4 separate regions of the Homo sapiens genome follow, and all the other regions are linked to region 4. A link is a loop called in an ENCODE intact Hi-C map of the cell type or tissue named here. Cell type or tissue: PC-3. All regions are shown on one strand. Each heading gives the region's core, and the rest is flanking DNA. Links, peaks and the distances in the headings are about the cores only. Region 1 overlaps MYO10 (myosin X). Region 2 has its middle 65 kb from the start of MYO10. Region 3 overlaps BASP1-AS1 (BASP1 antisense RNA 1). Region 4 has its middle 97 kb from the start of MIR10522.

The links. Hi-C counts contacts between places; a loop is a spot of excess contacts. Peaks named below come from ENCODE experiments on the same cell type or tissue, not always from the same donor. Only the 100,000 strongest peaks of a DNase experiment are listed, where the experiment ranks them.
Region 1: a loop joins it to region 4, with 6 times the contacts of the local background. A loop is called at or near these places in 2 of 110 quality-filtered maps.
Region 2: it touches region 4 in a loop (9-fold over the local background); 3 of 110 quality-filtered maps call a loop at or near these places.
Region 3: it touches region 4 in a loop (4-fold over the local background); 2 of 110 quality-filtered maps call a loop at or near these places.

Annotation. Positions count from the first base shown.
Region 1 is chr5:16,787,503-16,793,344 of GRCh38, forward strand. All of the region lies in intron 4 of MYO10 (myosin X), which reads right to left. Among named protein-coding and RNA genes, the nearest start is that of MYO10, 150 kb to the right of the region's middle. In PC-3, for the core only: a CTCF peak has its summit at 3,725 (motif pointing right); a DNase peak (open chromatin) is centred at 3,729.
Region 2 is chr5:16,998,000-17,003,898 of GRCh38, forward strand. No RefSeq gene overlaps it. Among named protein-coding and RNA genes, the nearest start is that of MYO10, 65 kb to the left of the region's middle. In PC-3, for the core only: no CTCF peak of the experiment used is centred there; a DNase peak (open chromatin) is centred at 2,452; H3K4me3 peaks cover 353 bases; H3K27ac peaks cover 1,724 bases.
Region 3 is chr5:17,125,271-17,131,169 of GRCh38, forward strand. It overlaps BASP1-AS1 (BASP1 antisense RNA 1), which reads right to left. Exons shown (of 3, transcript NR_027253.1): 3 at 4,758-5,899. Among named protein-coding and RNA genes, the nearest start is that of MIR10522, 28 kb to the right of the region's middle. In PC-3, for the core only: no CTCF peak of the experiment used is centred there; DNase peaks (open chromatin) are centred at 681, 2,801 and 5,241; H3K4me3 peaks cover 483 bases; H3K27ac peaks cover 3,601 bases.
Region 4 is chr5:17,056,258-17,062,156 of GRCh38, forward strand. No RefSeq gene overlaps it. Among named protein-coding and RNA genes, the nearest start is that of MIR10522, 97 kb to the right of the region's middle. In PC-3, for the core only: no CTCF peak of the experiment used is centred there; DNase peaks (open chromatin) are centred at 1,294 and 2,394; H3K27ac peaks cover 2,665 bases.

The DNA.
Region 1 (5,842 bases), core at 843-5,842, 270 kb before region 4:
AGTTCTATGCCTTGTGCCAGCAGGCCAGCCAACACAAACACAGGCTTTGGCAAAAATGTGTGCATTCAGATTAACCAAAAGGAGCTTATATTGTTTTGTTTTGCTTTAAAAAAAAAAAAAAAAAAAAAAAAACTTTCTAACTATAATAATGAAAATGTGAAAACAAACCCAAAGCACTGATGGGGGGCCACAGGCTGTATTAAAAATTGTGAGAATTTTTTGTAAGCACAATGGAAAGTCACAAGACAGTTCCTAAGCAGGAGAGTGTCATGATCAGATTTAAGCTTCTAAAGGATCGTTCTTTTGTGTGTGTGTGTGTGAGTTTCGCTCTGTCTCCCAGGCTGGAGTGCAGTGGCGCAATCTTGGCTCACTGCAACCACCACCTCCCCAGGTTCAAGCGATTCTCCTGCCTCCCGAGTAGCTGGGATTACAGGCGCCTGCCACCACGCCCAGCTAATTTTTGTAATTTTTAGTAGAGACGGAGTTTCACCATGTTGGCCAGGCTGGTCTCGAACTTCTGACCTCAGGTGATCTACCCGCCTCGGCCTCCCAAAGTGCTGGCATTACAGGCATGAGCCACCAGGCCCCAAAGAATCATTCTGACTGTTGCGTGGAGAATGGACAGAAAGGAGGCAAGAGAAGAATCAGGGAGACCAAAAAGGTGATGCGGGAAGGGCCGCGGGGGCAGCAGAGATGAAGTGAGAGGCCCAAGAAAGACTGGAGGGAAAGGGACAGGATTGCTGAGGGGCCTGGCCAGGGGGTGGGCAGCAAGTGACAGGGAGGCATCAGGGATGACTCCTGGGGCCCCTGAGTGTTTGCTGGCGTGATGATTCAGGAATTGGTACCACCAGGTTTGTGCATTTGTCAAAACTCATCAAACTGGATGCTTATGACTGGCATACTTTACCGTGTGTAAGTTTACCTTAATTTGGTGGCGGCGGGGAAGAATCACTTCCAGATCTCAGGCTTGGGACAGGGTAGGATGGAGAGGCTACTGGCTGAGAATAGGAGGCACAAGAGGAGGGACAAGTTTCTGGGAGAAGATGATACTGACTTTAGAACATGCCACCCCTGAGACATCTCAGTGATGACACCTAAGGGGCACTGGGACTTAAGTCTGGGACTCAAATGAGAAGTTGAGGGTGTATAAACTTGGAGAGTCCTGCAGACTCAGAGAAGAAAACGCAGGTGGGTGAGAAGACAGCAGATGAAAAATGACTGAGAAGCTGAGGAGTGGCCGTGGAGAGCCAGGAAGAAATATAGGATGGGGCGCCATGGTGGGGGGCGTGGGGGCAGCTTGCTGAGACGAAGGAGTAGTTGAATGAGGCTGTGGAACCAAACGAGCATCTTTTGTATTTTTTTCCAAGATGGAACATACTAAAAGATTTTGAATAACGTCAACAATCCAGTTGAGAGAGAGGTCAAAGAATCCAGGGCAAGGAGGCTCAGAGATGCAGCAATGTCCTCGGGTGAGCAGAGAGGAGGGATCCATGACACACCTGAAGGAAAAGGAATCTGATACGAGCAGGGCCTTTGGTGCACAGGACACGCTAGCCTCCCAGCAGCACACATCAAGGCTGGCAGTTTTCTAGATCCAGCCCATGTGTCAGCAAACAATGGTCCTCAACTCTGACCTGCTGCCTGTTTTTATAAATAAAGTTTTATTGGAACACAGTGCAGGCTGTGCGTTGCATACTGAGTGCTTTCACACTACAAGGGCAGAGTTGATTAGTTGCAACAGAGGTGCTTTCGCCCACAAAGCCTAAAATATACACTCTTTGGCTCTTTACACAAAACTTTTTGCTGCCATCTATAACACTACTTAGAAATCAATTCCCTTGATCCACATGATTTTCTCAAAATATAAATCGGATCATTCCTTCAATTGTTAGATGAACTTGGGAAACTTCTCTACTGCCTAAAAGATTAACTCCAAAGGTCTTAGCAAGCCAAACAAAGCCCTTTTGTTTGGAAGCTGTACCAGAAAGTAGGATTCTGTTCTGGAAATACAGACTTCACTCATGCCTGTAATCTTAGCACTTTGGGAGGCTGAGGCAGGCAGATCATTTGAGGTCAGGAGTTGGAGACCAGCCTGACCAACATGGTGAAACCTCATATCGTAAAAATACGATAAAAAAAAGTTAGCCAGCCATGATGGTGCACGCCTGTAACCCCAGCTACCTGGGAGGCTGAAGCAGGAGAATTGCTTGAACTTGGGAGGAGGAGCCGAGATTGTGCCACCGCACTCCAGCATGGGCAACAGAGCAAGACTCTATCTCAAAAAACAAACAAAAAACAGAAATACAGACTTCACAGGCAGAGAGACTGAAGTTCAAATCCTATGTTTGTTGCCAATAGCTAAAGTTTCTTCAGCAAGCCAACCAAACAGTTCTGGGCCTCGGCTTCCCTACAGAAAATGCCTCTTGGGCCCCTCTGAGGAATACACAAGAATAAGTCTTCTCGATGAATTTCAGTTCCTTTTTCTTTGTGTTTCCCACTCCACCTCTTTCATCTGCTATATTACAAGAGCACGCCCCCATGCCTTATTCTGCTTGGTGCCTTTCTAATCGAGGATGCAAGTTTTGTTCCGCATTCCAACACTATCACCTCTAAATGTATTTCTAGAAATAGAAAAAGACCAAACACTCAATTACCAGTCCAGGACATGGTTAAGTAGAAATCACTCAAGTTTTGAAAAACCAAAACACACAAAGCAAGCAAAGATCCTGAACCAACAGTCATTCTGTATATTCATCCTTTGATTGGCAGCTGTTGAATGCTGGTCCTCTCCCAGACACTGTGCTGGGTACCAGGCTGCAAAGATGAATTAGCCACAGGCCTTGTCTGTATTATACACCTTAAGAAGTCATATGTACTGCAAAGACCACATGATATGGTTTGGCTGTGTCCCCACCCAGATCTCATCTTGAATTGTACTCCCATGGTTCCCGCCATGTTGTGGGAGGGACCTGGTGGGAGACGACTGAATCATGAGGGTGGTTTCCCCATGCTGTTCTCGCAGTAGTGAGTGGGTTTCATGAGATCTAATGGTTTTATCAGGGGTTTCTGCCTTTGCATCTTCTTCACTGTCTCTTTGCCTGCTTCCATCCATGTAAGACGTGACTTGCTTCTCCTTGCCTTCCACCATGATTGTGAGGCTTCCCCAGCCACGTGGACCTGTAACTCCAATTAAACCTCTTTCTTTTGTAAATTGCCCAGTCTCGAGCATATCTTTATCAACAGTGTGAAAACGGACTAATACACCATAATAAACTAAACCCTGTCTGGCCTATACGGTGTATGAAAAACTAGAGTCAATGTCAAATGTACTAGAGATCAACCAAAGTCAAACACTGACCTTATGAGATGGAAAATTCAAGTAAGTTTTAAATTTATATATATATATATATACACACACACACACACATATATTCAAAACTGTAATAGCATGAGCATTCATTTAAATGTACACAAAAATGGCAAAATTAAAACTAGACCTTAAGAGAGGCAACAACCTTGAAAATGAAATCAAAGGAAGAGGCTTGGACTAGAAGCCCAGGGACCTGGCATTGCCACCAAGTAGCAGAGGAGCCTATCCAATCGATGTTCACTTATAAAGCGAGAGAAAAATTGATCTATGAAGTCCTATATAATTCAAACAGGCTTATTTTCTCAAGCATGAGAATGTTTTTAAAGTAGTAAAACACATTTTAGCCAGCAGGGGGCAGATCATGCCCAAGGAAATCTAAACAGGGCTCCTACGTCCAGCAACTCCTATTTCTATATTCCATTTTCTCTTAATTCCCACAGCTTCAACCCCCACTTTAAAAAACTGCTGAAGAGAGCTATTAAAACTAAAACACATTTTAATGAGAAATCTATTCTTAAAGTCTCTGTTTCCTGAATTAATTTAGATAAATACAGTTACTCTGTTCACATCAGCATTGCATAATTGGAGCTTTCTGTTTGGGATCCACCCCCCTCTCCCCCTTATTTTTAAATACCATGAAAATGCCAACCTCCTTCCGTTTTAATACATACATACACACACACACACACATACACATATGCACAATGATCTCATTTGATGTTTCGCTTTCTTCTTTAGCGGCTCTGTCTAGCAAATGATATATTAGTCATGCTCTCATTTTTTCCACTGAATGTAATAAATACAAGCAATTATCAATGGCAATTATTTAAGGATCTAAGTGTGGACACCAACTTGATCTGTTAAAATAGATTGTTTTCTTCCCTTCTGTTAATCTTCTTAAATTATATTCTGTATGCTGAAATAATGATCTTTAAATTCTAACTCCAGAACTTTTATGAAGTCATTTAGAAGAGCCCACAAATAGTGGTTCTAGTCACAGATTAAATTGTTTTATTGGGTATGTGAATCTTAAAAGCTGTTTCTATATTAAGCAGCCGCTTCATTTCGATTAACTGCAAGCCGTTATGATCCCTATCTGTTTAACTGAATACACTGACAGTCCCTCTATCCAAGTTGTTTCTATGGCCCAACACATTATTAGTCCTGTTAGACTTTAGGTAACGAGAAGACAGTACCTCTGCCCATATGCTCCCCTCCTGTTAGACACACACATACATACACACACACACACACACACACAGAGAGAGAGAGAGAGAGAGAGAGAGAGAGAGGGAGAGACAGAGACAGACAGAGACAGAGACAGAATTCAGCTGTTCATATACATGTAATCCCCATTTGTTTAAAAAAAAAAGGAACTACAAAAAAGATAACGGGTAAAAACTGCCAGTGAGAAGAACACAACCCCTGCAAATGGCTTTCCGTGTGTGGCACCTGCAGATATCATCATAGAGCACCCAAATCAAAGGGCTGTCAGGGGTTTCAATGTGCCGATGCCTGGCAAGCTCTTGGCACAGAGTCCAACACGCAGAATCCTTCAGAAACCATGAGCCATTATTTCTTATCCATCCTCAATCAGCTCTCACATGGGATAATGCTAACATTCTCCATCCATTTCCCTGCCCCAGGGTTTCAGAGGGGCCTCCTCTGGCACCTCTGTCCTCCCCCAACCCCAGTCCCTCCCCACAGGAGCGGGGGGCGGGGGGCTGCTCTAAGTGCTCTGGGGTGAAAGGAGAAAGGCAGCACCTGCCTGCTTTTCTCCACCATCTGGGAATCAGTTTCCCACAGTCATCATGGCCACCAGTTACCTGGCTATACCCATGACCAGGTGGGTCTGTCTGTGTGATTCGGGGCTGCAGTGCTCACAGGCCCACTTGGCTGGGAGTCTTAGGCTGACATATGGCTCTCCATATGTCTCCTGTGGTCTTACTTCCACTGAATCGGAAATCCGGAGAGAGGGGTCTTTTTAGTGTCCCCCCCTCCCCCGACATCACCCGCCAAATCCAAACCACCCTTTCCTCTCCCTTTCCCATTCCTCCTGAAATAACATAATAACTATTCTGAGGAAATAATATAATTATTCTGAGGACGAGAGCCAAGTTGCCACAAGTTGGGACTAGAAAGCCATCTGAAGCAGATGTCGGAATCTTCGTTCACACTGGCAGCTTTACAAGACTGTGGCTCCTCAGTAACAACTATACCCCGTGAGTGAACTCCTGCGAGGAGAAATGAATGAAGAAATGCTTGGCGCCTCCACGGAAACCTCACTAGAAGAGACTGACATGCATCCCGTCTGCTCTGAGTATCACCCAGGGGTGTGAGGATCATCACTAGAGCACAGGTCCAATAGAAATAATTAACAAACTCCAACAGGATGTCAATAGCATACATGTGATGAGGTCAATTTGAATGTTAATAATAAAAATTAAGAAATTTTATTTATTTATTTATTGA
Region 2 (5,899 bases), core at 344-5,343, 58 kb before region 4:
GGAAAACCAATGGTACAACTTATTTCTCCAGCACACTTTAAATTTATTTATTTAGTTTTTTTTTTTTTTTTTTTTTTTTTTTTTGAGGCAGACTCTTGCTCTGTTGCCCAGGCTGGAGTGCAATGGTGCAATCATAGTTCATTTCAGCCTGAAACTCCTGGGCTCAAACTATCCTCCCACCTCAGCCTCTGCAGTAGCTGGGACTACAGGCACATGCCACCATGCCTGACTAATTTTTTACTTTTTTTTTTTTGTAGAGATGGGGTCTTGCTATATTGCCCAGGCTCATCTCAAACTTGTGGCCTCTAGTGATCCTCCCACCTCAGCCTCCCAAAATGTTGGGATTACAGGTGTGAACCACCTCGCCCAGCCCTTAAACTTGTTTTTAATCAGAGACCCTTTCTTTTTCCTGCCCAATATTTGATTATATTAAGAACCACATAAAATGTGCCTAAAAGCAGTGTGCAGACAAGTGGATTAAAACAGAGCATCAAAAGTAAGGATCAGTCGGGCGAGGTGGCTCATGCCTGTAATCCTAGCACTTTGGGAGGCCGAGGCAGACGGATCATGAGGTGAAGAGATTGAGACCACCCTAGCCAACATGGTGAAACCCCGTCTCTGCTAAAAATACAAAAATTAGCTGGGCGTGGTGGCACGCACCTGTGATCTCAGCTACTCAGGAGGCTTAGGCAGGAGAATCCCTTGAAGCTGGGAGGTGGAGGTTGCAGTGAGCCGAGATCACACTACTGCACTCCAGCCTAGGCTACAGAGTGAGACTCGGTCTCAAAAACAAAAAAAGGCCGGGTGAGGTGGCTCGTGCCTGTAATCCCAGCACTTTTGGAGGCTGAGGCAGGTGGATCACCTGAGGTCATGAGTTCAAGACAAGGCTGGCCAACATGGCAAAACCCTGTCTCTATCGAAAATACAAAAATTAGCCAAGAGTGGTGGAGAGCACTTGTAATCCCAGGCTGAAGCAGGATAATTGCTTGAACCCAGGAGGTGGAGGTTGCAGTGAGCCAATATCACGCCACTGCACTCTAGCCTTACTTGTAAAAGGAAGGATCATTTATAAATTTAATAACTGAAAGTTGAAAAATGGATTTAAGGAGAAAAAGGTATAGGTTTCTTTGTTTTAGCAACCCACTGCCCTTATCATGATTAATACATTTATTTATTTATTTGAGACGGAGTCACACTCTGTTACCCAGGCTGGAGTGCAGTGGTGCAATCTCGGCTCACTGCAAGCTCCACCTCTCGGGTTCACGCCATTCTCCTGCCTCAGCCTCCCGAGTAGCTGGGACTACAGGCGCCCGCCACTACGCCCGGCTAATGTTTTGTATTTTTAGTAGAGACACGGTTTCACCGTGGTCTCGATCTCCTGACCTCGTGATCCACCGGCCTCGGCCTCCCAAAGTGCTGGGATTACAGGCATGAGCCACCGCACCCGGCCAATTACATTTATTAAAACCATCGAAATAGCAAAGAACAAATTAGGAGAGACAGAAGGTATAATGGTGGTTGCTAGGCCTAGGTTGGGGGATAGGAATTTGAATTTAAGAGATACACAGTTTAAATTTGGGAAGATGAAGCAAGTTCTGGAGATAAATGGTGGTGATGGTTGCATAGCAGTGTGAATGTACTTAATGCTGCTGAGTTGTATAATTAAAAATGGCTAAAACTGTATATTTTATATATGCATGTTGTACCACAATAAGGTAGGGAAAAAAAAAAAAAAAGGCCGGGCACGATGGCTCACGCCTGTAATCCCAGCACTTCGGGAGACTGAGGTGGGCGGATCACCTGAGGTCAGGAGTTTGAGACCAGGCTGGCCAACATGGCAAAACCCCATCTCTACTACAAATACAGAAAAAGTAGCTGGGCATGGTGGCGGGAGCCTGTAATCTCAGCTACTTGGGAGGCTGAGGCAAGAGAATTGCTTGAACCCTGGAGCTGGGTGACAGAGCAGGACTCCGTCTCAGAAAAAAAAAAAAAAATTAGCTGGGTCTGGTGGTGCATGCCTGTAATCCCAGCTGCTTGGGAGGCTGAGGCAGGAGAATCGCTTGAACCCAGGAGGTGGAGGTTGCAGTGAGCCAAGATCGTGCCAGTGCATTCCAGCCTGGGCGACAGAGTGAGACTCCGTCTGCAAAGAAAAAAAAGAAAAATTAACAAAAAAAAAAAAAAAAAAAAAAAGAGAAAAAAAAGAATAATGCTAGAATTGGCCAGAAGAAGCTCCCAATTGAATTCACTAGAAAGTTTGTCGTTTGAGTCTTAGTAGAAAATAAGTAACAGTCTTCTTGAAAGAAATGTCAGGTCTATCTCCGCAGAAAGAAATGAGAGGAAAAAAAAATCGTAACAGCTTAGCATTTATAGGGTATACAACAGGGAGTAAAACACATATGAAAAATATCATGATAGAAGGCCTTTATTTAAAAGTGTGGTTGAAGGCTGCTGACTCACTGGATAACTGAAGTATTTGTGGCTTGAGTAATGGCTAAGCCAAGAATCCTGGAGTCAGTGAGACTCTTTCTTCCTTGGAAAAAGAAAAAAAGGAAAGATCAAGTAAATTCTATCCCATTCTGTCTTAGATATTTTGTTCAACAATGATTTTGACCAATCCCAAATTCCTCAAATGAGGGAGGAATGTTCCGTGTTTTTGTAACCTTGATTAACTGTGATATTATTCCAAGAAAGAAGCAGTATCCAGATGGGGCAGGAGGCACAAGGAAAGAGCTAAATTGGGAATTCATTTTTTGTTCCCAGTCAGATGATGGGTGTCTTATGTATGGGGTCAATGCCACATCTGATCTCATCCCGAGAAAATACTCTTTAACTAGCTGGGCAAAATGTCTGTACTGAAGTGGGAAGTAATTTGATTGACTAAACATCTGAAAGCTGTGGCTCACACCTGTAATCCCAGCACCTTCAGAGGCCGAGGCAGGTGGATCATCTGAGGTCAGGTGTTCAAGACCAGCCTGGCCAACATGGCGAAACTCCATCTCTACTAAAAATACAAAAATTAGCCAGGTGTGGTGGTAGGTTCCTGTAGTCCCAGCTACTTGGAAGGCTGAGGCACGAGAATCACTTGAACCCAGGAATTGGAGGTTGCAGTGAGCCAAGATTGTGCCACTGCACTCTAGCTTGGGCTTCAGGGAGAGACTCTGTCTCAAAACAAAAAATAACAACAACAAAAAACAAACAAACAGAAAACCCCCAAAACATCTGAAGACAATCTTACAGTCTTCTGCTATGGTATTTTATCTTACATTATTCTGATACTGATTATTTATCTTCCTAAGGTTGCCTTTATTTCATAGTGTTTTTTGGCATGAATAAAGTGATCACTTATGAATCAAGTGCTTGGAACTGCAATGGCCCAGAGACGCAGCTTTCTGCAAAGTCCACACCTACTAGGTTAGCAAGGCTCTAGTTATCTTAGGGAGGTTGTTGAGCATGGTCAAGTGAAGATGTTCTGGAAGCAGCTTTCCTGGGTATGAATCCCAGGTCTGCCCCTTATGAGAGACCTTGGACACTGACCCACATCTCTGTGTTTCAGTTTCTCTTCTCTAACATGAGAATGATCAGACTAGGCCTTACGTCAAAGGACTGTAATGAAAATATTATTTAAAACATAAGTACTCGGAACAGTGCCCAGTGTATAGGAAGTGGGCTATAAAAGTTGGCTATTATGACTATTAATCATCGATTCTTTGGAGGAAGACATGGCTAAAACAGTGAGACTGAAAGCTGTTTGGTAATTCTATAGCTTGGGAATCAGAAACCATTCATCATTTGCATTGGGGAGTTTGAAACTCCTGGCTACTATAAGCATGTAGAGCTGAAAATAAAATATTGGTGTTAATGAATTGTTCATGCATTCATTCATTTATTGATTCACCATGTGTCAGGAATTGGAGAAACCAAATCAATTATGGCATGATCACCGACCTAATGATGCTCGGTCTAGTGGTAGAAACACTCACATGAACAGATTATTATGCAACATGGAGGTGCAAAGATGGAGATATACACAAGGTAGTACTGAAATATGATGGAGGGGAACTTTAGCTCAGGGTGGGGAAGAGGAAAGAGTCATAATTCTTTGAGGAAGTAATCCCAGAACATACCTCCTTTGTCAAATAAGAAATTAATTCTTAAAAATCTGTAAATGTTTCAGTCTGTGTCTTCAAAATATAAGGATTTTCTCTTTCAACATAATCAAAATACCATTATTATTTCTAAAACAAATGACAATTGTTGCTTAACTATGATAAAAATATCCGGGGGTTTTCAATCTCCTCATCTATGTAATTTTTCTTTTAGTTGGTTTGTTTGAATCAAGAAGTATATAAGGTCACCTTGTGATGAGTAGTTGTCTCTTAACCTATGTAGTTTTCCTTTTTTTTTGGGTGACAGGATCAGGGTTTCACTCTGTTGCCCAGGCTGGAGTGCAGTGGCATGATCATAGCTCACTGCAGCCTTGAACTCCTGGGCTCAAGTAATCCTTCTGTTTTAGTCTCCCAAGTAGCGGGGACTATAGGCACACACCACAACATGAGGCTAAATTTTTAAATTTTTTTGTAGAGACAGGGTCTCGTTATGTTTCCCAGGCTGGTCTTGAACTCCTGGGCTCAAGCCATCCTCTTGTCTTGTCCTCCTTATAAGCATGAGCCAATGTGCCTGGCACTTTTTCTTTTTCTTAATTCCTTGTAACTCATTTGCCGAGGAAACTGGATTATTTATCTTGCAGAGTTTTTCATAAATGAGTTTTGCTGATGGCATCTCCTTGGTGTTCTATAACATTTTTCTCTCTTATATTTCCTATAAATATCTATTTAGGTCTAGACGCTTGTTCAGATTCAAGCTGTTTTTGAGGGAGTGGGGTAGGGCAAGACTACTCTGTAGACAGTGCGGGGCATTGCCAGCAGGAGACGTGCAATATCTGGTTGTCTCTACTTTTGAGATGCTCTCAACCCTTCATGCTCAATGGGCAGGTCCCTCCATTTATTGGGGTTATAAAGTGGTCCTATTCAAATTCTATCATTTCTTTAGCTGGGATCTATAAGAAGAAACTTCTCTCACTTATTCTTTGCTTATTCAGTGGTGTTCCTAGTACTTCCAGGAAGGGCATGACAGTTCCTGATTGAAAATTCTTTTTTTTTTTTTTTTTTTTGAGACGAAGTCTCGCTCTGTTGCCCAAGCTGGCGTGCAGTGGCATGATGCTCACTACAACCTCCACCTCCCAGGTTCAAGCAATTCCCCTGCAGCCTCCCGAGTAGCTGGGACTACAGGCACGCGCCACGATGCCTGGCTAATTTTTGCATTTTCAGTAGAGATGGAGTTTCACTATGTTCTTGATTGAAAATTCTATTCACAGTGCCCATGTGGCATCCCAGGGCTCTAAACCTTTAAAGTCAAAATTCTATCCAGTGTATAATTTTTCTAAGGCAGTAAGGTGAATGGAAGCATTTTTATAAAAACTTGTCATGGGAAGAATTTTTTTTTTTTTTTGCTGTAATATAGCTTTAAAAACACTCTAGCATACCCCCAAGCTTTTAGTAAAAGTAGTTGTTTTATTTTAACAGCAATTAGAAAAGATAATCCTGCTAAACTGAAATCCTAGACTACATCTGATATCATTTTAGTTTTCAGTGACCTACTTAGTGCATGGCACGATTTACAGTTGAGGTTTATTGCTTTAGCAAAATAATGCTTTGGTCATTCACTTAGAAAAAAAACCCTTTCAACTTTATTCTCTAGTATGGAGTGAAACCTTTAACACTCAAAATTAGTTCAAGGTTAAGTCATTATTAAAACAATTTTGTACCTCAAGTCTCAAACAGAAGTACCTATTAGACATGATGCATACAGAGTTTATGTTTCTTAAAAGACTAGGGAAGAG
Region 3 (5,899 bases), core at 606-5,605, 69 kb after region 4:
CGGCCAGTTTATTTTCTTAGGCCTCTGCTGACAGTGAACTGACCGATACCATGAAGTTCCTGAAATATTGCAAGAAAGAAGTCTTCTCATCTTTTCCTGGCACAGCAGATTCTTTATACCTCTCTAAAAGCTGCCCAGGGATTCCCATTCAAAGCCTCTTGAGATGGAAAAGATGCACTGATTTTTTTTTTTGAGACAGAGTCTCGCTCTGTCACCCAGGCTGGAGTGCAGTGGCATGATCTCAGCTCACTGCAACCTCTGCCTCCCGGGTTCAAGCGATTCTCCTGTCTCAGCCTCCTGAGTAGCTGGGATTACAGGTGCCCACGACCACACCTGGCTAATTTTTATGTTTTCAGTAGAGACGGGTTTCACCATGTTGGCCAGGATGGTCTTGATCTCTTGACCTCATGATTCACCTGTCTCGGCCTCCCGAAGTGCTGGGATTACAGGTGTGAGCCACTGCACCCGGCGATTTTTTTTTTTATGCACATGACACTGGAGAAATCAGAGAGAATTTTCCAGAAGTAGGGACTTCTTGCCAGAGATCAATAACCCCTAAAAGGTAAATTCTTTGAGGATACATCCATGCCTTATTTATTTTTGTATTACTGCAATATTGGACCATGCCTGATACATAGCAAGTCTTGAATAAATAACAGGATGAGTAATGAAATGTGGCGCTAAGACTCAAACTCTGGTTTGTCCAGTGAACAGAGCAATATTAATCTGGCATCTCACAACAGGTAGTAGGTTAATCGTTTGTTCCCCCGGAAGACACAAACTTGGTGCATCTTATTTGTAACCAGCACGTAGACAGCCCCAGGCACAGAATTGGACAATAATAAACTGTCTGTTGGATAAATGTATCAATGAATGAATAAATGCATAGGATGTAAAACTTTCACCTCATTAAGTGAATATTAATGAATTGAAAAAGCAATGTGTGCACCTATGTTGTTAGACCCTACAAAATAACCTAACCAGATTCTTTTTCTTTTTTTTTTGTTTTGAGACTGAGTCTCACTGTGTCACCCAGGCTGGAGTGCAGTGGCACGATCTTGGCTCATTGCAATCTCCACCTCCTGGGTTCAAGCGATTCTCCTGCGTCAGCCTGCTGAGTAGCTGGGATTACATGCCGGGCTAATTTTTGTATTTTTTAGTAGAGACAGGGTTTCACCATGTTGGCCAGGCTGGTCTCAAACTCCTCACCTTGTGATCCGTCTGCCTCGGCCTCCCAAAGTGCTGAGATTACAGGCGTGAGCCACTGTGCCCGGTCCCAGATTTCGTTTTTAAAAAATCTATGAACTTCCTGGGGTGAAGAAGCAAATACCAACATCTCATCTGACTTTCATTCTGCCACTGAATGGACCTCACAACCCTGACTCCACAGTCAACAGGAAGATAATTTGCCACCCACCTCCTGGAACCATAGCTGTTCCTCTAGAAATGAAGATGGATTCACAGATACGATTACACGTAGGTGAAGTTCTGGAACAGGTAAAACTAATTGATGGTGACAGAAATCGCAACAGTGGTTTCCTTCTTGGTAGAACTCATTGGAAAGGGGCACGAGGGAACTTTCTGGGGTGTTGAAACGTTGTTTAACTTAATTTGGGTGGTGGTTTACATATGTGTATACAATTGTCAAACCCCCTTGAATCACAAAGATCTCTACATTTCATAATATTTAAATTATACTTCAATTAAATTAGTGGACAGTGCTGAGATGAGCACGATAAAGCCCATTTCTTTCCAAACACACTTGTTCCCTGTTACATATTAATTTATGCCTGACCCAATGCCCAGTGAGCTCCCCTTCACAATGGCACCGATGTAGAGGGATGACAAATTCTCAGGTTGGTTTAGATTACAACAGTGGGCAGAATAAATGTTATTTCTCCAAAAAAAGTGATGGGCTTGGACCTTGCCTCAAGTTATGGACCTCAATCTTTCACAGACCTCAATCTCTCAGAAATCCAAGGCCCAGATGAATCACGGCATTTTTCCTAAGGCCACACAGTCAACCAGTAGTACAGCTGGGTCTAAAACTTAGACCAGCTCCCTTTCCCCTTCCCTACATTTAGTCTTTCTCCTCTCCTCTCCTCTCCTTTCTCTCTTTCTCTTTCTCTCTCTCTTTCTTTCTTTCTTCTCCCTCCCTCCCTCTCTTCCTTCCTTCTCTCTCTTTGTCTGTCTCTCTCTCTCTTTTAGATGAAGTCTTACTCTGTTGCCCAGGCTGGAGTGCAGTGGCACAATCTTGGTTCACTGCAACCTCTGTCTCCCGAGGTCAAGTGATTCTCTTGCCTCAACCTCCCAAGTAGCTGGGATTACAGGTGTGCACTGCCACGCCTGGCTAATTTTTGTATTTTTAGTAGAGACGGGGGTCTCAACATGCTGGCCAGGCTGGTCTCGAACTCTTGACCTCAAGTGATCTGCCTGCCTCGGCCTCCCAAAGTGCTGGGATTATAGGCGTGAGCCACTGTGCCAGGCCAAGTCCAGTTTTCTTTCCATCGTAGTATGTGGAGTAGAAAAGAGACTTCCCTCAGACCAACCTTTGTTCCCAACCTTGATCTATCAGGTATTACCTGTATGAACTCAAAATAATGTACGTACTGCCCCATGCCTCAGTCTCCACATCTATAAAATGGAGATACTGTGTTTACCTGTGGTTGAGACTAAATGAAATAAAGTCTGTCAATACCAGGTGCTTACTGACTGGCGGCCCCTTCTCCTTCTGGCCCTATTCATTGCTAATTCTCCTGCCCGGCCTCTTCCTTTGAATGCTTTTCATGACTAATTCTCCATATTTCCTCCCTATACTCAGCCCCTTGGTATGTTTATTCGCAAGGTTATAATACGATGAATCAGCTCTTTAAATAAATATTTTTCTTCGTGAGAATTAATAACCCTAAGTGTTTAAGGCGAGTTTTTAAAAATTCCCTAAGTCTCTTTTTCCCCATCCCCAGCAAACTCTTGATCCAATAAGAAAACAAACCTCATAAATAGGATAAACTGCAGCATATTGCAAAGAAACCGGATACTTTTTTTTTTTAAAGAAAATACGTGAAAAGGTAAAAAGACTTCAACTTCTCGTAGACTTTCTGTCATCTTTGGCAAATTATATTACTTTCCTGTGCCTATTTAAGAACCTCTCAAAATAAAAATGGCTGTTTCTCTTGCAAAGTTGTGAAACGAAGTAGAAATAATTAGTACTTTATCTAAATACATTTTAGGACATTTGAGGTCCTAGCATCAGACTCTCATCTGGTTCCTCAGATCACCCTGAGGACATTTCAATACTGAGGGTCTGAAATTTGAAGGGGACAAATGAGTGCTTTGCTGCTTGGACCAGTGACACATTCATTTTGTTGCCTTGTCCCATCAGAAACCCCTTCTCTTCTGCTGTGCACCACTATGTTTTTGCCTCTCTCCTGGTCAGTTCCAACGCTGGCAACAGCTCCTGAGAGAGTTGACCAGGCAACTATTAAGTACAAGTGGGCCGGGTGCAGTGGCTCATGCCTGTAATCCCAGCACTCTGGGAGGCTGAGGCAGGAGGATCACTTGAGCCCAGGAGTTTGAGACCAGCCTGGGAAACATAGCAAGACCCTGCTCTACAAAAAAATTTAAAAATTAGTTGGGCATCCTGGTGCACGCCTTTAGTCTCAGCTTCTCAGGAGGCTGAGGTGGGAGGATCACTTGAGCCCAGGAGTTGGAGGCTGCAGTGAGTTGAGATTGCACCACTGCCCTCCAGCCTGGGTGACAGAGAGAGACCCTGTCTCCAACAACAACAACAACAACAACAACAACAACAACAACAACAAAGTGATTGATATAGCCACTGCCTTCTCTTCTCACCATGCAAAGCCTAGACATTGCCAAGAAGTGCGTGGTCATGACGCAAGTCCAGCAAGCACTATGTCTGGCAGAGAAAGCCACCCAAGAGTCACCCCTCCTGTGACCCCTGAGAATCCTCAGTGTTGGCTGCTGTCATGGCTCTGACCCACAATGATCTGATTTGCTGAGTAAAGATGGGGCTTAGAGAACGTGCAGCATTCCGGCAGCAGGCACATCGATGGCTGCTGGTTTTTATTTCGTGATAGAGCCTACTGGCTCTTAGAAGGCCAACACTGCACACAGGAAGACACAAAACAAACACACTCATCAAATCCTTGCTAGTCAGGCTGAGCTGAAAAACAAACTTCGAATTTTCTCCCTTAAACGGGACTGAACTTGACTGGGGCACTTGAACGTTTCCTTGGAAATGTCAAACAGCAAAACTCCGTTCTTTCTGGGTACATCTTTTAAACTCTGTCCCTCCGGGGAAGACCTTGGAGATTTATGCTACTCATACACTTAGGCTTAAAAAAAAAAAATCACATCCTGTAGATTCTAGCTGAGGTTCTCAGTTTAGTCTTTAGCACAGTTTTTTCTTTAATCACATGGGAAGAGAATTTGGCTTAAGGGCTCCGTTTTTCCAGGAAGACACAATAATTATTGGGCTGTGCGTAGCACAAACTGAGTCTCGGGTTGAAGCTGGTATTGAGATGAGCTTTAGAAATTCTATATCCAACATAATTTTATATATTTGCTTTAGTTCGCATAGCAAGGAAATGGTATTTGGTAAGGAGTTCAGTTCACAGAGCCACGTGATGGCTGACTAGGGGGTCAAAGCTGGAGCTCCAGTTTTCCAGTTTGGTGTCTTTTGCACAGAGCACAGATTTTGTATTTTAAGCAATTGTGCCTTTTATTTTTATTTTTTTAGAGGCAGGGTCTCACTCTGTCACTCAGGCTGGACTACAGTGGTTTGATCATAGTTCACTGCAGCCTCCAGCTCCTGGGCTCAAGGGCTCTTCCTGCCTCAGCCTCCAAGAGTAGCTGGGATTACTGGCACTTGCCACCATGCTCGGCTAATTTTTTAAATTTTTTTGTAGAGATGGGGTCTGACTACGTTGCCCAGGCTGGTCTCAAACTCCTGGCCTCAAGTGATCTTCCCACCTGGGCCTCCTGTAAGTGCTAGTGTGTCCGGAGTTTGTTCCTTCCGGTGGGTTCTTGGTCTCCCTGACTTCAAGAATGAAGCCACGGACCCTCACGGTGAGTGTTACAGTTCTTAAAGATGGTGTGTCCAGAGTTTGTTCCTTCAGATGTTTAGATGTGTCTGGAGTTTCTTCCTTCCGGTGGGTTTGTGGTTTTGCTGACTACAGGAGTGAAGCCACAGACCTTCGCAGTGAGTGTTATAGCTCTTAAAGGTGGTGTGCCCGGAGTTGTTTGTTCCTCCCTGTGGGTTCGTGGTCTTGCTAACTTAAGGAATGAAGCCACAGACCCTCGTGGTGAGTGTTACAGCTCATAAAGGTAGTGCGGACCCAAAGAGTGAGCAGCAGCAAGATTTATCATGAAGAGTGAAGGAACAAAGCTTCCACAATGTGGAAAGGGACTCAAGCAGGTTGCCCCTGTTGGCTTGGGTGCCAGCTTTTTTTCCCTTATTTGGCCCTGCCTACATCCTGCTGATTGGTCCATTTTACAAAGCACTGATCAGTCCGTTTTACGGAGTGCTGATTGGTGCATTTACAAACCTTCAGCTAGACACAGAGCATTGATTGGTGCGTTTTTACAGAGTGCTGATTGGTGCGTTTACAAACCTTTAGCTAGACACAGAGCTGATTGGTGCATTTATAATCCTCTAGCTAGATAGAAAATTTCTCCAAGACCCCACCCCACTCGACCCAGGAAGTCCAACTGGCTTCACCTCTCACTAGGATTAGAGGTGTGAGCCACCATGCCTGGCCAGCAATTGTGCCTTTTAATCTGCTTTGCTTCCCTAATGCAGATCTTGGTCATGTTTCCTAGATGCCCATTTGACTGCCTTAACTCATGGCCAATAAAGTGGGGTCAGTGTTGAAAGCAA
Region 4 (5,899 bases), core at 359-5,358:
CACCCACTACTACTCAGTGCCTTCTGGACACCCCAAATGTTGTCTTATTCATGCCAACTTTTATATTTTTGAAATATGCTTCTGCAATACAATTTATAAAGAGGGGAGAACACAGACTTTAGGGAAGGCGCTCTCTCTCCAGTCAGTTTCCTCAAGGCTCATAAATTCCCGGCACCTGGCTTCATTCTCAGACAATGAATCCACGATTTTCTGGCTTCAGTACAAAGCAGGGAGGACCTAGCTCCTGGCTGTTTGTGAATCTCTTCGATTTTCCGGCTTCAATACAAAGCAGGGAGGACCTAGCTCCTGGCTGTTTGTGAATCTCTTCGTCTCCTATAAAACAACAGTTCTGGCCTGATGCAGTGGCTCACGCCTGTAGTCCCAGCACTTTGGGAGGCCGAAGCAGGGGGATCACGAGGTCAGGATTTCAAGACCAGCCTGACCCAACATGGTGAAACCCCATCTCTACTAAACATGGTAAAACCCCATCTCCACAAAAAAATGAGCTGAGTGTGGTGGTGCATGCCTGTAATACCAGCTACTCAGGAGGCTGAGGCAGGAGAATCATTTGAACCTGGGAGGCAGAGGTTGCAGTGGGCCGAGATCGTGCTATTGCACTCCAGCCTGGGCGACGAGCAAGGCTCCATCTCAACAACAACAAAAAAAAAAACAAAAAAAAAAAAACAGTTCTGGCTGAGTGCAGTGGCTCATGCCTGTAATCCCAGCACTCTGGGAGGCTGAGGTGGGTGGATCTCTTGAGGTCGGGAATTCAAGATCAGCCTGGCCAAGATGGTGAAACCCCATCTCTACTAAAAATATAAAAATTAGTGGGGCATGGTGGCTCATGCCTGTAATCCCAGCTACTTGAGAAGTTGAGGCAGGAATATCATTTGAATCCAGTGAGCTGAGATCGTGCCACTGCACTCCAGCCTGGGCAACAGAGTGAGACTCTGTCTCAAAAAAAAAAAAAAAAGAACAGTTCTTCCTGCATAACAGCACTAAGTATTGCCTCCTCTCCTCTCAGTTTTGCATTTTTTTTCAGGTAGAAGAGATTATCTGCAATATGGAATTTGCACATTCGTATTGTCTTCTCCTGGGAAGTTGCCTAGACACATGCCCCAATTTGGAAGTCCTTTTGTAATTTAGCTATGCCGTTTTCCTGGGGTTGAAGTTCAGGGGAGAAGCACAGCCTGAGATTTACTCTCCTCTCTTCACCTTTGCTTCTCCCTCTCAAAGTAGAGTCTCATTCAAAGCAAAGTGTCCTTGGCAACCAGTTTAGCAAGTTTTTCTTTTTTTTTTCTTTTGGGATTCTTGGCTGCCAGTGTGGGGCTGTTCGAGATGAGCCTCATCCAGCAGTTTTAATCTTGTGGCTCTAGGTGGGACTTTTACTGGATAAGCTGAGACTCAGTAACAGGCAGAGTTGTCTGGAGGTTGGCAAAACCTACTGGATGACCCTCAAGCTCTTTAACACGTCTACTATGTGTCTGCCTTTGTTACAGTAGCTTTTCTCTGGGGCAGTATGGGACAAACGGGCTGCCTGCCAAGGTAAAATGTGACTAAATTCATTTCTTTATAAACAAGACCTTGGTGAAAATGAAAATTTGTACTCCTCTCCACTCTGGAGCTTAGCTGGAGGTTCCTACTAAATTAAACTGAAGTAAACCCAAATCAATGCTGACTAATAGAATCCAAACTATTAGGCTCTGGAAGGAGGCTCTGGAAGCCCAATGGCAGAGAATTAAGAATAGAAATCTCCCTTCTGGCTCCTAGGCCTGTGGTCTGAATTATTTCCTGTACTTCTGCCCTCTTGTCTACTTGCATCAGTGATTAAGAACATTTGGGGCCAGCGCAGTGGCTCACGCCTGTAATCCCAGCACTTTGGGAGGCTGAGGCCAGTGGATCACTTGAGGTTGGAAGTTTGAGACCAGCCTGGCCAACATGGTAAAACCCCATCTGTACTAAAAACACAAAAATTAGGCCCGGCAAGGTGGCTCACACCTGTAATCCCAGCACTTTGGGAGTCCAAGGTGGACGGATCACCTGAGGTCAGGAGTTCAAGACCAGCCTGGCCAACATGGCAAAATCCCGGTCTCTACTGAAAATACATAGATTAGATGGATGTGGTGGTGCATGCCTGTAATCCCAGCTACTCAGGAGGCTGAGACAGGAGAATTGCTTGAACCCAGGAAGCGGAGGTTGCAGTGAGCTGAGATTGTGCCATTGCACTCTGTCTCAAAAAATAAATAAAATCCTTTCTCTAACATCAGAGTTTTAGCCTTTGCACATGGCTATCTTCTTAGGCACAGTTTGTAGAAGAAAGTATTACGTTTATTTAATTACTCATTCATTCAACAAATATTTATTAAACATGTGTGCTAAGCAATCTTCTAGGTGCTAAGGAGACGGGTGAGTTGTGAGCACAACAAAGATCTCTGTCTTTGAAGAACTTACATTCTAGTGCAAGGAGACAGATGGAAAATGACATAGATAGCTTGGACAACATGGTGAAACCCCATCTCTACAAAAAAATACAAAAACTCGCCGGGCGTGGTGGTGCATTCCTGTTGTCCCAGCTACTCGGGAGGCTGACATGGTAGGATCACTTGAGCCCAGGACGGGAGGTGGAAGTTGCAGTGAGCTGAGATTGTGCCACTGCACTCCAGCCTGGGCAACAAGCAAGACTCTGTCTCAAAAAAAAAAAAAAAAAAAAAAAAAAGAGAGAGATAGACCAGGGAAATCTATGGCATCTTAGAAGTGATAACTGAGCTGGGGGAAGGGTGGGGTACTATGTAAAAAGACCTACCTAGTGGAATGAAGACCTGAAAAGAAGAGAGGGAATGAGCCACGAAGGCAAAGGAGAGAAGGCAGGAGAGACCCTGGCATATTCAATGTATCTGGAGAAAGTGAGAAAGGATCATGAGGTGAAGACAGGAGGGTAAGGATGGGGCGGTCCTGTGTAGACCATGGAAAGATCATGTAAAGATCATGCACAGATCATAGATCATACATAGATCATGAACAGATCACACAGAGCTCACAGACAGGTCATGGATCATGCACAGATCGTAGATTATGCATAGAACATGAGATGGGAAGCTGTTGGACAGTTTTTCAATTTTAAAAATTCAGTTAATTAATTAAATTTAAGAGGCAGGGTCTCAACTGGGTGTGGTGGCTCACGCCTGCAATTCCAGCACTTTGGGAGGCCAAGGCAGGCGGATCACCTGAGGTCAGGAGATCAAGACCAGCCTTGTCAACATGGTGAAATGCCATCTCTACTAAAAATACAAAAGTTAGCCGGGCGTGGTGGCAGGTGCCTGTAATCCCAGCTACTTGGGAGGCTGAGGCAGGAGAATCGTTTGAGCCCAGAAGGCAGAGATTGCAGTGAGCCAAGATCATGCCACTGCACTCCTGCCTGGGTGGCAGAGCAAGACTCTGTCTCACAAAAACAGACAAACAAACAAACAAAAAAAACAGTGTGATCTGATTCATGTTTTAACAAAATCACACTGATTTCAAGGTTGGAAATTGGCCTGTTGGTAAACAAGGGTGGGAGCAGGGAAGCCAGTAAGGGCTCTAGCGAGTTATTCGGGCAAGAGATGGGGGTGGCCTGGACCAGGTTGGTGGCATGGAGGAGGTGGATGGTGGTCAGATTCTGTATATTTTTTTTGTAGTAGAATTGAAAAGATTTATCCACAGATTACATGGGTGTAGAAGAGTCAAAGATGATTCCAAAGTTTTTATTTGTGCAACTGATAAGAATGGACTGGCTATGTACTGAGATTGATGAGAAATGTGAGAGTACCTGGTTGGCTGGAGGGAGGGTATGGTTGTCAACAACTTGGCTTTGTACATTAAATTTGAGACGATTATTAGACATCCCACTAGAAATATCAAAAAATATATATTGGATAAAAGAGTTGAAATTCAGGGGAGGTTGGGCATGGTGGCTCACACCTGTAATCCCAACACTTTGAGAGGCCAAGGCAGGAGGACCTCTTGAGGCCAGGAGTTCAAGAACAGCCTGGGCCACGTAGTGAGACCCCCTAACTCTACAAAAAATTAAATAAATTAGCCGGGCATGGTGGTGCATACCTGTAGTCCTAGCGCCTCAGCAAGTTGAGGCAGGAGGATTGCCTGAACCTAGGAATTTTAAGCTGCAGTGAGCCATGATCATGCCACTGCACTCCAGCCTGGGCAACAGAAGAGACCCTGTCTCTAGAAAAAAGGAAAAAAAAGAGAGTTCAGGGTAGATGTCTGAGCTGGAGGGGCTCTACATTTGGTAATTATAAGCATTGTTGACGGCATGTAAAGCTAGACCACTGGATGAGCTCACTAAGGAAGGGAGTGTATCCTTGGAGTTAGAAGGTTTGGGTCCAGGTTGCAGCTTGAACACTCAGGGGTCTGTCACCCCCTGCATGGTGGCTCCGCTTCTTCAGCTGTAAACTTGCGATTATAATATTTGCATCATGATGGTACCCTTAGGATAGACCTAAAGTGGTGCCGGATGCTCAATAAACATTGGCTGCATATTGTCAATGAATAAATAGAATTCCTGTGTCTAAACAGCGAAGAACATTTATTTTACTTGCCAAGTGTCTCTTTATTTTACTTGCCAATTGTCTCTTCATTTTGACATTCACTCATTCACTATCAGGGAGTCTCACTATCAGTGAGGAGAAAGGTGGGATGGGAGGGCAGGAATTCTAGTGTATCCGGACAAATAAGCCACTATTAACTGAGCATTTATGAGGTGCCTGGGGCTGTCATCTCTTTTCATACATTGTCTCATTTTATTCTCATAGCAACCTTAGGAGATAGCTACTTCAAGGTTCCAGTTTTACAGATGAGACTAGGTAGTGTACCCAAGAACATGGCAGCTAAAGAATCTGAAGTCGGATTAGGACCCAGGTCCAGCTGATTCCAAAACTCAATTATTATTTACCCTTCCTGCCATGCTGTCAGCCGAGGAGGGCTCTCCTAAGTCTCTCCACTGACACTGGGTGAGGCTCCCCGTCACCTCCCATCTTCTCTTTCTTAGCCTAAGGTTGCACAGCTGCCAAGTAAGTGGTGGGATCAAATTTCTTTCTTTCTTTCTTTTTGAGGCAGAGTTTGGCTCTTGTTGCCCAGGCTGGAGTGCAATGGAGCAATCTCGGCTCACGGCAACCTCTGCCTCCTGGGTTCAAGTGATTCTCCTGCCTCAGCCTCCCAAGTAGCTGGGATTACAGGCATGCGCCACCATGCCCAATTTTGTATTTTTAGTAGAGATGGGGTTTCTCCATGTTGGCGAGGCTGGTCTTGAACTCCTGACCTCAGGTGATCTGCCTGCCTTGGTCTCCCAAAGTGGTGGGATTACAGGTGTGAGCCACCGCACCGGCCTAAATGCTACACAATTTAAGAGCTTGTTTGGATTAATGCAGGACCCACAGCTCATTACTGAACAATCACTGAGTATACGTGTTCCAAATGCACAGGGGGTTATTCCTAAGAAAGCAATCAGCCTAGTGGACCGCAGAATGCCATTATAAGGTCGGTTTGCTCTGAGAAGGGGACTGCCCAACTCTCCCTATAAAATACCAAGTGAAGCCCCCCAGATGAAGCAGTTAATATGCTTCATATGCAAGCCATGGTGGACTAGCTTTATATTCTCCCAGCAAATAGGCCTATTACCCAGGCCATGGTAAATTCGGGGCCTAAGGGGACCCCTTTTACATGGGTGCCCCTCCCACAGAATCATGGGACTGTTTAAGCAGCCTTGACAAATCTGCTCTCCCTCATAGTGAGAGGTGACAGCCTGCTGGCAGCCCTCCCAGCCCTTGCTCTCTGCGTGCCTCCTTGGCCTTGGTGCCCATTCTGGCCGCACTTGAGGAGCCCTTCAGCCCGCCGCTGCACCGTGGGA